Linked DNA regions of Homo sapiens: regions 1 and 2 are each linked to region 3. The links are chromatin contacts, found by Hi-C or POLR2A ChIA-PET in ENCODE. All regions are on one chromosome and are shown on one strand. Each heading gives the region's core, a stretch centred on a gene start or an enhancer-like site at or near the end of the contact. The rest is flanking DNA. Distances are from core to core; before and after follow the strand shown. Region 1 has its middle 33 kb from the start of LINC02251. Region 2 holds the start of ARRDC4 (arrestin domain containing 4). Region 3 holds the start of LINC02251 (long intergenic non-protein coding RNA 2251).

The links. Hi-C counts contacts between places; a loop is a spot of excess contacts on that map. ChIA-PET counts read pairs that join two places held with the same protein, here RNA polymerase II (POLR2A). Pooled maps may share reads with other maps.
Region 1: a map of mammary epithelial cell shows a loop between it and region 3 (3-fold over the local background). The contact joins the enhancer-like site here to the promoter of LINC02251 in region 3. A Hi-C loop is called at or near these places in 4 of 168 maps with a recorded cell type or tissue (Caco-2, MCF 10A, endothelial cell of umbilical vein and 1 more) and 1 of 50 pooled maps. POLR2A ChIA-PET finds 5 or more read pairs at or near these places in 2 of 52 experiments (MCF 10A and OCI-LY7).
Region 2: a map of HepG2 shows a loop between it and region 3 (5-fold over the local background). The contact joins the promoter of ARRDC4 here to the promoter of LINC02251 in region 3. A Hi-C loop is called at or near these places in 10 of 168 maps with a recorded cell type or tissue (Calu3, GM12878, HepG2 and 7 more), 1 of 37 single-sample maps with no recorded cell type and 12 of 50 pooled maps. POLR2A ChIA-PET finds 5 or more read pairs at or near these places in 3 of 52 experiments (H1, HEK293 and MCF 10A).

The regions. Positions count from the first base shown.
Region 1 is chr15:98,034,397-98,037,096 of GRCh38, forward strand. No RefSeq gene overlaps it. Among named protein-coding and RNA genes, the nearest start is that of LINC02251, 33 kb to the left of the region's middle. Within about 2 kb of position 1,440, at least 3 of the 41 ENCODE cell types and tissues checked have a DNase peak (open chromatin) inside an H3K27ac peak, as active enhancers do; they include mammary epithelial cell, where a contact is called at or near this core.
Region 2 is chr15:97,959,441-97,962,140 of GRCh38, forward strand. ARRDC4 (arrestin domain containing 4) reads left to right here and starts at 1,263. Exons shown (of 8, transcript NM_183376.3): 1 at 1,263-1,728. The coding sequence starts at 1,422.
Region 3 is chr15:98,001,657-98,004,356 of GRCh38, forward strand. LINC02251 (long intergenic non-protein coding RNA 2251) reads left to right here and starts at 1,382. Exons shown (of 2, transcript NR_146565.1): 1 at 1,382-1,617. All of the region lies in intron 1 of LOC105371009 (a long non-coding RNA gene), which reads right to left. RefSeq lists an enhancer at 2,411-2,700.

The DNA of each region.
Region 1 (2,700 bases), core at 190-2,689, 33 kb after region 3:
GAGTTTTTGAACTTACCCAGATCTGCTGTCAATTCGGTTCCTGAGAACTGTGCTATGTTTTCCCCTGGGGCTCTCTCCAGTCTCACTTCTTAACTCTCCTCAAGTTCCCTTTACCACCAACCCTAATAGAAAAGAAGGGATGGGACAGGCCATCCTCTGGGGATCACCAGAATAAGAAACTTCAATCCACAAATGATCAAAGACAATTCACTCTGCAAACGTCTGGACAGACATGAGAAGGAACAAGAATAAAACTACCACTCATCCATTAGCATGCATTTTTTTATGATTAAGGTGTTTATCATAGCAACAAAACTAAAACAAAATGAAAAACGAACCAACCAAGTGTTCAGTAAAAAGGGATGGGTTAAGTAAATCCCGATACATAATTACATCGTAATGCTATGTACCACTCAAAGCTATGATATGGAAGAATATTTAATGGCATAGAACAATGTTCATGATGTATTGCTAAACAAAAAAAAGTTTACAATACGAATCCTACACACACATGCAGGCACATGTGCAAACATGCATGCACACACACAAGTATGCACACGTGCAGACACAGGCATACATAAGTAGCTATGTAGTTATAATATACATAAAGAAAACAAAAGACTGGTAAGAGCCACACATCAAAATGTCAAGTGCTTATCATTACATATGATTTTTGCTAATTTTACTTGATTTTTAATGATCAGATTATATACCATTTTCTTTTTTTTTTTTTTTTACCTTCAAGTTATGAACTATTGTGACATATACCAGTTTTGTTTTGTTTTGTTTTTTTCCCAAGACAGAGTCTTGCTCTGCCACCCAGGCTGGAGTGCAGTGGCCCGATGTCGGCTCACTGTAACCTCTGCCTCCCAGGTTCAAGCAGTTCTCCTGCCTCGCCCTCTGGAGTAGCCGGGACTACCAGTGCAGGCCACCACGCCTGGCAAATTTTTATTTTTGTAGTCAGAGTTTTGCCATTTTGCCCAGGCTAGTCTCAAACTGTTGAGTTTAGGTGATCTACCCACTTCAGCCTCCCAAAGTGCTGGGATTATAGGCATAAGCCACCGTGCCAGGTGCCTGACATATACCACTTTTTAAAGGTGATTTTTTTAAAAAATGAAACTTCAGAGCCGCTCATCCCCCTACTTCCTTGCCTCTCTGAAAAATCTCTTGTGCTTTGAATCTCTGAGCTAAATGATCTTGTCTGCCCCTGGGCTATTGCTAAAGGACAGTGACCTCATTATCAATCACAGAAATCAAGGCACAAACTGCCAGCAGACTGAGCTTTGAGCTCAGAGCTTCTGCCTGGTTCCCTGTGCGTGAACACAAACTACATAACCTCATGTTGGGTCAAGAGAAGCCCACTTTCTTTACTCAGTCATTCTAGACAGCAGTAAGCTGCTTTCTATGCATGATTTCCAGTTACCTTGCAAGACGGTGCAAAACTGACTGCTTGGGCAGGCCTAGGCCAGGTGAGGAGAGAGAACCTTTAGTCCAAACCACATTGTTTACCTCTGATTCACATGCAACAGAGCCTGCTGATCATGCAGAAATGAGTAGTTCCATTACAAGAATTTTCTAGTTAAAAGCTAATCTATGTTTAATTTTAAATTTAATTTCAAATTTTAAAAAATTCAAGAGAAATATTTTAAAAGTTATTTTACACTTTCTTGCCTTGGTAAGCAAATTAAATCTAGTGCATTTATTTTGATGAATACTAATTATAATTAATTCTTCTCCACTCTAAGCGATGCTAATGTGGTGTACAATCTTATACCATGCAGGCCAAAACCCCTTGCCTTTCATGTCTTTTCTGCGTTCATCTCCTCCTTCACTGTTAAGAAGACATTTCATGTTCTGTTTCAGTCAGATGGAGCTGCTATGACAAGATACCATAGGCCAGGCAGATTAAACAACAGAAATTTTTTTCTAGAAATTCAGGGGGTCTAGGAAGTCCAAGGTCAATGTATGGACAAATCTTATGTCTTTTGAGCGATCGCTGGTGGAGACAGTGAGCTTTACTCTTTCTCTTCTTATAAAGACACTGATTTCATTATGGTGGCTCCAGTCTCACAAACTCATCCAAACCTAATCACCTTCTAAAGGACCCACCTCCTCTGCAGGGTAGGGCTTCATCATATGCATTTTGGGGGCTGCAAGCATACAGCCCATAACACCACCTACAGAGGGAAAGTGTTAATTTCTGACCTCCTTTATAATTCTTCACTTTTGATATTATCTTAATTGTGACAACAGAGAAACAACTCCTTAATATTGTTTTAATGGATAAGTAAATAAGTTCTGAATAAATCTTTAAGGTTTTGCGTGTTAATGTTTTCACCTATGGGTTTTTGTCTATACGTTCAATCTGGTTTGGTCAGAATTTTTTTTTTATTATTTACTGGCTTTTGTTCATTCTTCAGCTAAAGTAGAGGATAAATGATCTTCAAACACAAGGTGTCCACCTGTCTTTTAAACATGGACTTTACTGTTGGTTTGCTTTTATTTTTCATCTTTCCTTAAATAAAATAAATGTTCTTCAATGGGAAAATCTGCGTCCCGTATTTGGTCCTCTACTATTCTGAACACAGAGCAGATGCTTGATAAACACTGCGCAACTGGCAATTCACAGACCTCAAAGACTCTTAACTGTGTAGGCCAGACGTGAAGCCATGAAATAATAAATCAAAGGCACAAGTGTGC
Region 2 (2,700 bases), core at 13-2,512, 42 kb before region 3:
TTTCTGAACTTTACACAGAGCCTAATTTGTGACTTTTCCACTTTCTCTGAGAGGTAATAAGGAAATTTTGAACTTATAAAACTTTACTAAATCTCCACATTAATAATCTAAACTCAACGAGGGTAGTAGAGCAACCTTTACTTTGAGGTTTTTTTTTTAGGAAAATTGCTAAATTTCATTGTGAGATTAATCAATACATAACAGCTCACAAACGTGGCATGTCGATAAGGGGACAACTTAAAAGTTAAGAAAATGATGACCAGCTAATGACAGCTATGCAAGATGGTAAAAAACAGAACAGAGAAAAAATGGAAGGTTGAAAAGGAAAATGTAGCAGGACAAGCCGGAGGAAACTTGGGCGTGAGGAACAAGTCATCAAGGCAATTGGAAATTTCTGTGGATATGACAATGATGTCAGGAAACTTTCGGGTGGGGCAGAAACTTGAGTGACAGATGTTGTTCAAAAACAATGTGATTCATGATCTTATTTACAGCAGGAAGAATCAGAGTTCCAGCTATTCCTAACAGCGACACTGCGGAGCTTAGGAGGAGAACTCCTTAGGGGATGTATCAGGTTTAAAACCACAACCCTCATTTTTCTTATCTATGGCTCTTACATGGGCTGGGAATTCTGAAACCTGGGAGAGGCGGTGATCAAAAACCTGGAGGTTAGAAGATTCCAAGTCATTCATTAAAGTCCCGATGCGGCCGGCCCCCAAGATCTCAAAAGGAAATATTGCCGAGTTCCGTTTCCCAGAGCATCTATTTCCCCTCGAGTATTGCAGATGTAATCATAAACACAAGCCAGTTACAGCCACAACTTCATGCTTTAGCGAGAACCCAGTGGCTCCTGCAAAGTCCTTACGCTGCTAGAAACCCCGCCCCCGTTCGTAACTATGGGAACGGCTGACACGCTGAGAGCCGGAGATAACCCTGTTCCGCCCCCTCCCTGACAGATACTGTTTCCCACTGTCTGTCCACATGGGCGCACCGCCTCACTATTGGCCAGGGCTCCAGGACTGTGCCTGGCCTCAGCCAGTAAACGGCCTGTGCACGTGCACGCCGGAGCCTCCCGATTGGCCAACACTCCCTGATCACGCACGGCCTTCCTGCGCCCACCCACGCGTGGGAGCGCCAATGAAATGACTCAGTGACCATCTACAACAAATCAGCAAGAAGCAGGGCTCGCAGCTGACCAATGGCCGCCCGCCGGGGGTGGGCTGTCCCGGCCCTTTTCCAGGCCCAACTGGGTTTGTTAAAGCGACAGGCCTCTCGGCGAGCCGGTGCCCCATCGGGTACCGCACGGCTGCCGCGGCGGCCTTACCCTGCCGCGAGCGCCTGTGACAGCGGCGCCGCTGTGCTCGCGACCCCGGCTCCGGGCCTCTGCCGACCTCAGGGGCAGGAAAGAGTCGCCCGGCGGGATGGGCGGGGAGGCTGGGTGCGCGGCGGCCGTGGGTGCCGAGGGCCGCGTGAAGAGCCTGGGTCTGGTGTTCGAGGACGAGCGCAAGGGCTGCTATTCCAGCGGCGAGACAGTGGCCGGGCACGTGCTGCTGGAGGCGTCCGAGCCGGTGGCCCTGCGCGCGCTGCGCCTGGAGGCCCAGGGGCGCGCCACCGCCGCCTGGGGCCCGAGCACCTGCCCCCGCGCCTCGGCCAGCACCGCGGCCCTGGCTGTCTTCTCGGAGGTGGAGTACCTGAACGTGCGCCTCAGCCTGCGGGAGCCCCCGGCCGGTAAGCGCAGGCGAGCGCCTGGGGTTCCCCCGCCAGGCTGCGGGGCCGGGGAGGGGCTGGGAGGCCGCGCACCCTCGGGATGCCCACCTGGCAGGTGAGATCAGGGCGGGCTTCCGGGGGTGGGGTCCGGCCTACCCTCGCGGGTAAGGAGAGACCGCAAGTCCTGGGTGCGCAGCTCTTCCTGGCGCCCCGCCCCTGGCCCGCCGGGCCTGACCGGGACCAGTGGCTCGGGATTTTCTAGGACCGCGACGGGAGGGGGCCATTGGGTGCGGTGGGAACCTGTGATTGGACAATGGGGGATCCAGAAATCTAGGTCCTGTTCCTTCTGGTCCAAGAAAGGGACGGTGGAACCGGCGGCTATGAGGTTCCATTCTGCGGTGCCCGTGTCCTATGGCCTCCACTCCTCCCTATCCTGCATACGTTCTTGGTTCATGATGAATTAGCAGAAATTTGGTTTGGGGAATAGGGAAGTAGTTTCTGAGGGGTAGGAGTTCAAAGGAAGTGTTTTCCAGACTTGATCATCATGCTTGGTTTCCCTCTTCTGGGGAGCAGGGCAACTTAGTAAGAGTTGTACCTCTACCTGATACTGCTGCTGTTTCCTCCGCATCCTCTTCCTCCCCATCCTCCTCCTCCCCTCCTACCCGCTTCTTCCCCTCTCCCCCACTTCTCTCCACTCAAAATGCCTTTAGAGACAAGAGCATCAGGGCGTGTCGGGATTTCCCTTCCTGCTCACTTTGGTGAAGTCCAGTTCACAGTGTAGACTTTTCCAGAAGTACCCATGTGGGGACACACTACATGAGCGTTTCATTAATATTAGATACCAAAATTGGATCCCTTTAGTCACGAAAATACTAAGAACCATGAGTCTTACTCATTTCATGGATGGAAACTAGTTTAAACTTTTACGTTTTTGCCATGAGCTTTTATCTATCAAATAAAACAATGGTATGCACCTCCTCTCCTTGAAGAGTA
Region 3 (2,700 bases), core at 132-2,631:
ATGGGTGTGTGTGATATGTGTTGTGTATGTAACGTGTGTAGGTAACGTGTGTACATGGTGTTTGTATATGTGGTTTGTATGTGGTGTGTGTAGTGTATATTAGGAGTGTGTGTGTCGTGTGGTGCATGTGATGTGTGTGTGCTGTGTGGGGTATGTGGTGTGTGGTATATGTAACATGTGTGGTGTATGTGATATGTGTGGTGTATATTGGGTGTGTGTGGCATGTGTGGTATACGTAATGTGTGTGTATGATGTGGCGTACATTGGGTGTGTGTGTGATGTGTGGTGTACGTAACATGTGTGGTGTATGCAATGTGTGGTATATGTGTAGTGTATGTAATGTGTGTATGTGTGTATATGTGGTGTGTGTGGTGCATATTGGGGTATGCGTGGCATGCAGTACGTGTTACATGTCTGATGTATGAGGTGTGTGTGGTACGTGTGTTATATGCAACATGTGTGGTGTAGGCAATGTGTGATTATGTGTGTGGCATGTGTGGTGTATGCAACGTGTGTGGTGTATGCAATGTGTGTGTATGTGATGTGTGTGGTATATATTTGGTGTGTGTGTGGTGTGTGGTGTATGTAATGTGTGGTGTATATGATGTGTGTGTATGTGGTGTGTGTGGTATACATTGGATGTGTGTGGTGTGTGGTGTATGTAATGTGTAGTGTATGCAATGTGTATGTATGTGGTGGGTTTGGTGTACATTGGGTGTATGTGTGGTGTTTGTGGTGTGTGTGGTGTGTGGTGCATGCAACGTGTGGTGTATGCAATGTCTGTGTATGTGGTGTGTGTGGTATATATAGGATGTGTGCATAGCATGTGTGGTGTATGTTACATGTGTGGTGTATGTGATGTGTGTGTATGTGGTGTGCATGGTGTACATTGGGTATGTGTGTGGTGTGTGGTGTATGTAACATGTGTGGTGTATGTGATGTGTGTGTATGGTATGTGGTATATATTGGGTGTGTGTGTGGTGTGTGGTGTATGTAACGTGTGGTGTATGCAATGTGTGTTTATATAGTGTGTGTGGTGTACATTGGGTGTGCATGTGGTGTGTGGTGTATGTAACATGTGTGATGTATGTGATGCATGTGTATGTGGTGTGTGGTATATATTGGGTGTGTGTGGTGTATGTAACGTGTGGTGTATGCGATGTGTGTGTATGTGACGGGTGTGTGGTGTATGTGAGTGGCTGCTCACACTCAGAAGCTATCTGCTGTCCCCTTCCTAAGGAGGGCAGTACACCAATTGCCCAGGGCAACTTTCTGGGTGCCCCCGCATCCTGCACTTTCCCTCAGCTGGGAAGCAAATGGCAGGAAGGGGAGGGGAGGTGGAAAGAACCTGGGAGACAAAGGGCCTCTGTTGCCCTTCCTCACTCAGGCACAGTCTGGGGAAGACTTTGGCCACAGCCCACACTACAAGGCTGTTTACCAAGCCTGCTGGAGCCTCTGAAGGGCAGCAGCCAGCTCACCCCCCATGCCCTGGATGGCAACAAGGCACAGGAGACCGCAGAGCATACAAACAGGGCAAGAGGAAACCATCTATCAATGACCAGGGACCAGAGGAAGCAAAGTTCTAACATCTCGCTCACGTTCTCCCAAGGCCCAGAGGTGAGTCTCCCTTTGCTGTGCTCAGCACTGGATCTGGGTTCCAGGGGAAGTTATGGATCATCTCAAGCCTCAACTCCATACTCTGATGACTTCCCCTCATGATAAGGTCAAGGGCTGTGCAAACGAAAGGGACAGACTTGTTGACAAGGATCTGATCAGAATGTATTACCATGGGAATCAAAACCAGGTCAGTTCAACAAACACTCTGTGAGTCTCTACTAAGCATCAGGCACTGGGTCAGGTGCTAGGTACTCAGGAACAAATAAGACAAGGTCGCTGCCCAAGAAAATTTCACAAGAAGATGGGTGCATAATCTCGAGATTAGTGTTAATGTGGAATAATGCCCAGGGTGCCTGGGGATTAACCCAGGAGTTTAAGAAAAGCTTCCTGGAGAGTATCATGTCTGAATTCATACCTGAAAGATGAGTAAGACCTGGCCTGATGATGACAGGTAAAGAGGAGAATCCCAGGAGGAGGCAGGATTGTAAATAAAGGCGTGGAAACCTAGAGCCCTAGAGCGTATGGGGAACTGCCAGCAACTTGATCTTATAGGAGCACAGTACGTGAGGTGGACAGATAAAGAGTCTGTGGAGTCAATAGATGGATCAGAGCATGGGGAGGAGTGTGCAGAGTTGCAATTTAGGGTATTGGTGAGACTGAATTGTGGCAGTTAAGAAGACCAACTGGAAGGCATAGGAGCTTTCTGGGTGACAAAGGTAGCAAACGTGCTCAGGTTCACCTGGATACAATGGAGCATTAGACTGCAAGAATTGATGCCTCAGTTTGGATGTTCCTGGAACAAGGGATCAAGTGCACAATTATCCCCACTGCCTTGGGGAAGAAACTCCGTGAGAGGCATGATGCATGACATCCTCTAAGCTATAATTGTACAGACTCCAGACACCTCAATTACTCACCCACAAAGACTGGTTCAACTACTGTGTGGGAGAGAACTGCCTGATCACAGGGTCTATTGCAAATTAGCCAACAGAGGCATCGTTCCCATTTAGAACAGGCAGAGAGGAAGGCTCACTTTAAGCCAAGGGGAAAGGCTGACATAGAGAGGGGATTAATGGTATCTCA